Regions from separate parts of the Homo sapiens genome. Here regions 2 and 3 are each linked to region 1. A link is a contact called in ENCODE Hi-C or POLR2A ChIA-PET data. All regions are on one chromosome and are shown on one strand. Each heading gives the region's core, a stretch centred on a gene start or an enhancer-like site at or near the end of the contact. The rest is flanking DNA. Distances are from core to core; before and after follow the strand shown. Region 1 holds the start of PDCD2L (programmed cell death 2 like). Region 2 overlaps LSM14A (LSM14A mRNA processing body assembly factor). Region 3 holds the start of GARRE1 (granule associated Rac and RHOG effector 1).

Region 1 (2,649 bases), core at 66-2,565:
GGCCAGGCTGGTCTCGAACTTCTGACCTCAGGAGATCCGCCCGCCTCGGCCTCCCAAAGTGCTGGGATTACAGGCGTAAGCCACCGCGCCCAGCCTGGTCTCCAACTTCTGAGCTCAAGCAATCCTCCCACTTCAGCCTCTCAAAAAACGGTGGGATCACAGGCGTGAGCCACCATGCTGGGCCTCCATCTCCTTTTAACAAAGGAGTTAGAAAATAAAAATAAAGTAAAATAGAAGAAAAAAAAAACTCTCACAAAACCTTAAGAAAGGCCGGGCGCGGTGGCTCATGCCTGTAATCCCAGCACTTTGGGAGGCCGAGGCGGGTGGATCACCTGAGGTCGGCAGTTCGAGACCAGCCTGACCACCATGGCGAAACCCCGTCTCTATTAAAAATACAAAATTAGCCGGGCGTGGTGGCATATGCCTGTAATCCCAGCTACTAGGGAGGCTGAGGCAGGAGAATCGCTTGAACCTGGGAGGCGGAGGTTGCGGTGAGCCGAGATCGCGCCATTGCACTCCAGCCTGGGCGACAGAGCGAAACTCCGTCTCAAAAAAAAAAAAAAAAAAAAACTTTACGAAAATAGCATTTTATGGTTCTTCAGAAAAGCAAAAAACACTCCAGTGTACTTCAAAGAACACGGCTTTAAAGTCTGCCCCAAACTATTCTCTGGAAAATATCCTCAAATGACAGAAAAACAATAACATGCCAATCACAACCTTTACCTGAGCGTCCTGCGCCTCTCTCTCTGGCACCTGCAGGCACTGGGAGCGGAACACCTTCCAGCTTCGGGGTGAAGACAAAGGGCCGTGAGGGCTGCACCCCGACTCCAGCCCGCCGGCCCGCCCCAGCCCGCTGGAAAGGACACCCCTGGAGCAGCTCTGGGACTTCCCCGCCTACCTGCGCGCACCGCCGGTGCTACAGCCGGGGCAGGCGCACGCGAACACGTGCAGCAGACGGTGAAACGGGGAGCCTTCCAGCGGGCAATACACCTGCACGACCAGAGCGAGCGGCTGCCCGCAGCGCTGACACACGGGCCTGGGCGCAGCCACGGTGGGCAGAGCATCCTGAGGGGACAGAGGAGGCGCTCAGACCCCGACTCCCCCCAGGACCTCGCCCACTCCCTCCGCACCCTTCAGCAGCACCCATCGACCCCAGCTCCGGCACCCGCCCTCACCGGAATGCCGCCCAGCTTGCTAGCAGTCCAGGCACCCGGCCCTGTGGGGCTGCCGTGCACCGGCGCATCTCGAAGGCCCAGCAGCACCGGCTTCAGAACGGCCGCCATGGCCGCCGGGCGACCAGGTGAAAACGCAAACTACGGCGGCCTCTCTGCGCACGCGCAACGCTACGCTAAAATGATAACCCCGCTCCCTTACTAGGATCCGATGCGGAGGCGTGGCTTTAAGGCGCGTGCGCTCAGGTCCCAGAGCCACAGAGGCGCCGCTGGCGTCAGGGGCTCGAAATCCCGGAGTCCCAGGCATTATGTGCCCCTTAATGCGCTGTGATAGGAAGTACACACCATCTACTAGGAAGTAGTTTTGCCAAAAAGCTAACTTTCTTTTTTCCTTTTTTTCCTGAGACGAGGACTTGCTATATTGCCCACACTGGTCTTGAACTCCTGGGGTTCAAGCGATCCTCCCGCCTCCGCCTCCCAAAGTGTTGCGATTACAGGTGTGAGCCACCAGAAAAAAGCCTTCCCGGAAAATAAAAATTTTAGGTGGGATAATGGTATTATCAGTCATTAACAAGAACAATAAAGTTTTTTAAAAAGTTAAAGTTTTTAATTTTTAGAGAAACACACCAAAATGCTTATAGATGAAATACCTCCGATTTGCTACTACATAATTAAGGTGGTGGGGTGTAAATACAGTAAGATTGACCATGAGTTGATAATTGTTGAAATTTGGTGCCAGGCACATGGAGATTTATTCTATTTGGGTTTTATATGTTTGAGATTTTTCAGTTTTTATTTTTGTTTTGTTTTGTTTTGTTTTTGAGACAGAGTCTTGCTGGGTCGCCCAGGCTGAAGTGCAGTGGCGCCATCTCACTGCATCTCAGCCTCCCAGGTTCAAGTGATTCTCCTGCCTCAGCCCCACCCAGTAGCTGGGGTTACAGACGCCCACCACCACGCCCGGCGCCCGGCTTTTTTTTTTTTTTTTTTTTTAGACGGAGTTTCGCTCTTGTCGCCCAGGCTGGAGTGCACTGGCGTGATCCCAGCTCACTGCAACCTCTGCCTCCCAGGTTCAAGCGATTCTTCTGCCTTAGCCTCCCGAGTAGCTGAGATTACAGGCATGTGCCACCATGCCTGGCTAATTTTGTATTTTTAATAGAGATGGGGTTTCTCCATGTTGGTCAGGCTGGTCTCGAACTCCCAACCTCAGGTGATCCGCCCACCTTGGCCTCCCAAAGTGCTGGGATTACAGGCGTGAGCCACCATGCCCGGCCTTTTTTGTATTTTTAGTAGAGACGGGGTTTCACCATGTTGGCCAGGCTGGTTTCGAGCTCCTGAAATCAAGTGATCTGCCCACCTCGGCCTCCCAAAGTGTTAGTATTACAGGTGTGAGCCACCGCGCCCAGCCACACAATACAGTTTTTTCAATTCCTGCAGCACAACATGGGTGAATTTCAAAAGCATCATGGGAAGAAGCCAG
Region 2 (2,649 bases), core at 40-2,539, 190 kb after region 1:
CACCATTTACAGGCTTCTCCTGTTTCTCAAGTTTATCTTCTAAGAACAAAAGCACATATCAGAAAAGTCAAGACAGCTAATCTGAATTACATAAAAACACCTAATCTGAGAAACATCTGTAATTCACAGATCAAATAAGATTATTTTCTGAAAAGAAAAATCAAAGCTTACCTTTTAATTTAAGTTTATTATGAAACTCTCTGTCAATCTCTTCCTTGTTGAATTGTGCATTTGCACTTTCAAAGTCAAAGTCTTTCTCAAATTTCATTGGCCCATCTCGCCGAATACCAAATCTTCCCCTGCCACCCCGATGACCCCCACGCCCTCTCCTTGGAGCTGAAGGAGCACCTGGAGCTATGATAATAAAGAATATATACAAAGGACATTCAATATGTAATAGCTGGTTTAGCACAGATGTTGCTATTGTGCTCTTTAGATTCAACAGTCAACAACAGAAATGCTTACAGGTCTCTCTATATATTTTATTGTATTTGTATTTTTTATACAAAATAAAAAATTAAGTTTCACTAATATTTAATATGTAGACTGAGAATAGCTCACACAAAATTTCTAAACATTTGTATTTATGGAGTCCACACTCACATGTGTTACTGACAGAGTATACAGCCAGGCAAGTGTGGAGGCTTCTGCACTAAATTAATGTATGCTCCTTGAGGTCAGGGGCTTTGTTTTCCTTACTGCTATATCCCCAACACCGGCAAACTGAAGTGCCAGACACACAGTGGGTTCTCAAAATGTAGAAAGCCTTTTATGGAAAGAATAACAGGAACCAAGATTTATAGTAAGAAAAATAAACACTAATCGGCACAAATTGCAAGAAAATAGGTGTTATTTCCACATCACAGATAAAAAACAGACAAGCACCAATCCTTACTGACTCAAAACACTTCCTACTCCATCTTTACTGTGTCTCTCCAGATGGCTCTATATTATTCAAGCCTTCCTGTATCTACACATTCTCTCTCCTCTATAACACAGTAAAATTTCAGCCAATCATAAGAGACATGATAAAGCAATACAAAGCAGCATAATTTATAGTGAAAAACGTGGGAACCCAAATATCCAACACAAGAAAAATGACTAACAAGAAAAAAACAGAGGAAGAATATTTGATGTTAACTGAAAAACGCAGAACAGAAACCAGTATGAGTTTAATGATCACAATTGCGTGAAATGCTCCACACATACTGACAAGGATGAGAAGTGACTACAGGGTAACAAGATAGGTTTGCGCTGTTTGCTGAGGTTTGGCAAACTGCCTGGGTTTGAGAAAACAAACCACAAAACCCCACAGCAGCATATCCAGACATAAATCTAGATAAGTAGGATGTTTGAAACATTCACCTCTACTATTAAAAATGCCTCGGCCACAAGCCAGAATTACACCATGATCCTTCTGTCTTAAAAAAAAATATTTTGGGGCCAGGCGCGGTGGCTCACGCCTGTAACCCCAGCACTTTGGGAGGCCGGGGCGGGCGGATCACGAGGTCAGGAGCTCGAGACCAGCCTGACCAACAAGGTGAAACCCCATCTCTACTAAAAATACAGAAACATTAGCCAGGCGTGGTGGCGTATGCCTGTAATCCCACCTACCCAGGAGGCTGAGGCAGGAGAATGGCTTGAACCCGGGAGGCAAAGGCTGCAGTGAGCAGAGATCGCACCACTACACTCCAGCCTGGGTGACAGAGCGAGATTCTATCTCCAGGGGGAAAAAAAAAAAAAAAAAAAAAGGTTTTGGGTATAGATGTCTGTGTCTGTAAAATCTACAAAAAAAATCGGGAAGAATATGCACTGTTCTGTTAATGAACCTCTTTGGTGGGGTGAGTTTTGAAGGGCAATGAAAGATAGTATGGCAGTTATTTTATTTTGGGAGGGGAGCTCTCTCTTTTTCTGAATAAAAAGGGTAAAATATAATGAGTCAAATTAAACAAAATTCTGTATTCCATGGCATATGTAGTCCCAGCTACTCAGGAGGGTGAGGCAGGAGAATGGCATGAACCCGGGCGGTGGAGGTTGCAGTGAGCTGAGATCGTGCCCCACTGCACTCCAGCCTGGGTGACAGAGGTTGACTCTGTCTCAAAAAAAAAAAAAAAAAAAAAAAAAACACGGGGGGGGGGGATATAAAAATATATATATATATAAATGTAGAGAAGAGTACATATACATCTAAAAATATCATATCTAGATTTCTAAAATTAAGTGAAAGATCATTTTTCAATCATTTTCTAAATAAGGTAGATTATACATTCCCTTTTTAATTTAGAAGAGTTGTAAAATTATAATTTATTTTCCATTAATAAATTTGAAAATATTAATAAAATGAATGATTTTAGAATGTTATATATTACAAAACAGATAAAGAAAATATAAAACCTTATTAAATCAATAATCATAAAAGAAAACTACAGCTCTTAAACAACTGATTCAAAAACAGGATCTGGGCTCAATTTTTTTTTTTTTTTTTTTTTGACAGACTCTCGCTCTGTTGCCCAGGCTGGAGTGCAGTGGTACGATCTTGGCTCACTACAACCTCGCCTCCCGGGTTCAAGTGATTCTCCTGCCTCAGCCTCCCGAGCAGCTGGGACTACAGGCGTGTGCCACCACACCCAGCTAATTTTTCTATTTTTA
Region 3 (2,649 bases), core at 70-2,569, 150 kb after region 1:
GAGACTGTCTCAAAAAAAAACAAATAAAGTTACCTTTGACCCCATTTGTAAATTTATTCTAAGATAACAATCAGACCAGGTGTAATATCTCACACTTGTAATCCCAACACTTTGGAAGGCGAAGGCGTGAGGGTCGCTTGAGGCCAGAAGTTTTGAGACCAGCCTGGGCAACAGTCTCTTATTAAAAAAAAAAAAAAAAGACCATATCAAACAAATCCTTCCGGCAGAATTGTTTATCTTGTGACAAATTGGAAACTATCTCAATGCTCATCGGTGGTTAAATCACATACTGTAAAGTCCATAAAAATAACAATACCTATCTGTATTTATTGATTATCACCAAAATGTTAGCAGTGGTTGTCACTGAATGGTAGACTGGCAGATGACTGTCATTTTCTACCTTAAGACTTTTTGTGTCGTCTTGAGTGTTTTGCCAGGAAAGGAGAATTAACTGCTTTTATAATGGGGATGAGGGACCAGAACAAGGTATTTTCAAACTGGAGGCCCCCAAAGCTGAGTCTCTGGAAAATTTCTAAAAAGTCTAAACAAAATTCTTATCATGCCAACCAGGCACGCTTCTTTCCTCGCACCGCGCGGCGCAGAAAGACACACCCCTGACTCTGCGCTCGTCCCTCGGGCTCGGGTCCTCCACGCTCAGCCCCGGCCCTCCCGGTCCCCGCGGACCCTCCCCTCGGGCCCAATGCGCCAGCTGGCTCCGCAGGGCCGGAAAAGCGCGTTCCTCGGCAGCCTGGCGCCGCCGGGAAGGTGCGCGCAGCCCGCCCGGCAGCCCCGGGATGGCGTGAGGGCCGCCTCCCCGGCTAGCCCCAGCGGACCCCTGCCGCCAGCAGGCCGCCCTCCCTCCGCGGGCTTCCGGGAGCGGGTCCTGGCGCCAGCGCGACCTCCCGGGCCCCGGCGAACCGAGGGAGCGTCCCCTTTCCCCGCCTGACGGGCGCCGACCCGCCCCTGCGGTGCCGCGGCCGCCGAGTCTCCGACGCGCCCCCAGGTCCCGGGTTCGCGCCAGGAGGCCCCTCCGGGCTTCCGTCGGCCGGCCAGCGCCCGCAAAGCCCGGCGTCCTCCACAGCGGGCGGGCAAGGGGCGGGAGCCCACGGCCCCGCGCCCTGCGGCCCCGAGCGGAGCGGCGCCCCGCGGGCCCGTCTCGCCGTCTGCCCTGGCTGCGGCCCGCGGCCCCGCTGCCCACCGCCCACCGCCCGACCCCGCCCGCCAGCCCCCGCCTGCGCCCGCCGCGCCCGCTCCTCACCTGCGACGCGCCCCGGCCCCCAGCGCACCGCCTTGGACCGGCTGTGTACACCGGAAGTTACGTCTCCGGTCCGGCCCCGCCCCCGCCTCGGGCGGACGCGGGGAGGTTGCGGATCCCGCGCCTAGAGCGGACTCTCCTCTCGCATTAGAGGGGAGGGGGCGCCCCGGAGCCTCCTCTCCTGGGACCCTGGGCCCCCAAGCGGGACGGCCGGGGCGGAGGTTGAGGACTGGCGGCCAGAGCCGGAGGTCCACCCAGATCCCCCACCATGGCTTGGCCCCCGGGCGGGAGGGGTCGGGCTGCGTCCTCCTGGATTTATTACTGAAATTGACTGAAATCGATTACTGGCGTATGGAGTGTTTCCTAGATGCCAGGCCCCGACGGGCACTGCAGGAACGGGTAGTGCTCTCTCCCTCATAAGTTTATTCCTTAGTGGTAAATACACAATACCATTGTCACATATCCGGGTGATAATATAGTACCAATGGTGACAAGTGGTAGGAGGGGAAAGAGTAAGAGGGAGGGAGAGAGTACCCTGACCTAGTAAAGGAGAGTGATCCGGAATTCCCCCAGGGAAAGAGCAGGAGCTGAGGTCCTAAGGGGTAGAAGGGAGAAAAAAAAAAAAAAAAACGAGAAGGGAGGAGAACACATTACGCAGAAGCAGCAGCAAGGGTCTTCCAGTTCTGTGGGTTTTGTTTGTTTGAGACGGAGTCTTGCTCTATCGCCCAGGCTGGAGTGCAGTGACGTGATCTTGGCTCGCTGCAACCTCCACCTCCCGGGTTCAAGTGATTCTCCTGCCTCAGCCTCCCGGATAGCTGCGATTACAAGCGTGCGCCACCACGCCCGGCTAATTTTTGTGTTATTAGTAGAGACGGGATTTCCCCATGTTGGCCACGCTGGTCTCAAACTCCTGACCTCAGGTGTTCCGCCCACCTCGGCCTCCCAAAGTGCTTGAGCCACGGAGCATGGCCCAGTTTTGTGTTCCAATAATAAATCAGAGTGGTGAGAAGTTAGGTCTTACTTGACAGTGTTGCAAAACTAATGAGTTTTAAGCAAGAGGTGATTTGTCCATACTTGAGAGTGTAAAGGGGTTACTCTAGATGCAGTGTGGAGAAGGAAGGACTACGGAGGGGAGGCAAGAGTGGATATAAATGTGTACACCCATGTTCATATTAGTCAGAAGGTGGAAGCAACCCAATGTCCATCCACGGGTGAATGGGTTCACAAAATGTGGTATAAACATAACAATAGAATATTACTCAGCGTTGAAGGAGGCCGGGCGCCGTGGCTTACGCCTGTAATCCCAGCACTTTGGGAGGCCAAGGCGCGTGGATCACCTGAGGTCAGGAGTTCGAGACCAGCCTGACCAACATGATGAAACCCCGTCTCTACTA

The links. Hi-C counts contacts between places; a loop is a spot of excess contacts on that map. ChIA-PET counts read pairs that join two places held with the same protein, here RNA polymerase II (POLR2A). Pooled maps may share reads with other maps.
Region 2: a pooled map shows a loop between it and region 1 (2.9-fold over the local background). The contact joins the enhancer-like site here to the promoter of PDCD2L in region 1. A Hi-C loop is called at or near these places in 5 of 50 pooled maps. POLR2A ChIA-PET finds 5 or more read pairs at or near these places in 3 of 52 experiments (OCI-LY7, SK-N-SH and activated naive CD8-positive, alpha-beta T cell).
Region 3: a loop to region 1 is called in a map with no recorded cell type, with 11 times the contacts of the local background. The contact joins the promoter of GARRE1 here to the promoter of PDCD2L in region 1. A Hi-C loop is called at or near these places in 1 of 37 single-sample maps with no recorded cell type and 8 of 50 pooled maps. POLR2A ChIA-PET finds 5 or more read pairs at or near these places in 4 of 52 experiments (Panc1, WTC11 and activated B cell).

The regions. Positions count from the first base shown.
Region 1 is chr19:34,403,065-34,405,713 of GRCh38, reverse strand. It overlaps PDCD2L (programmed cell death 2 like), which reads right to left and starts at 1,315. Exons shown (of 7, transcript NM_032346.2): 1 at 1,176-1,315; 2 at 899-1,065; 3 at 724-784. The coding sequence starts at 1,283.
Region 2 is chr19:34,217,096-34,219,744 of GRCh38, reverse strand. It overlaps LSM14A (LSM14A mRNA processing body assembly factor), which reads right to left. Exons shown (of 10, transcript NM_015578.4): 7 at 172-354; 8 at 1-39. Among named protein-coding and RNA genes, the nearest start is that of GARRE1, 36 kb to the left of the region's middle. Within about 2 kb of position 1,289, at least 10 of the 41 ENCODE cell types and tissues checked have a DNase peak (open chromatin) inside an H3K27ac peak, as active enhancers do.
Region 3 is chr19:34,253,224-34,255,872 of GRCh38, reverse strand. It overlaps GARRE1 (granule associated Rac and RHOG effector 1), which reads right to left and starts at 1,319. Exons shown (of 14, transcript NM_014686.5): 1 at 1,259-1,319. RefSeq lists an enhancer at 501-1,022.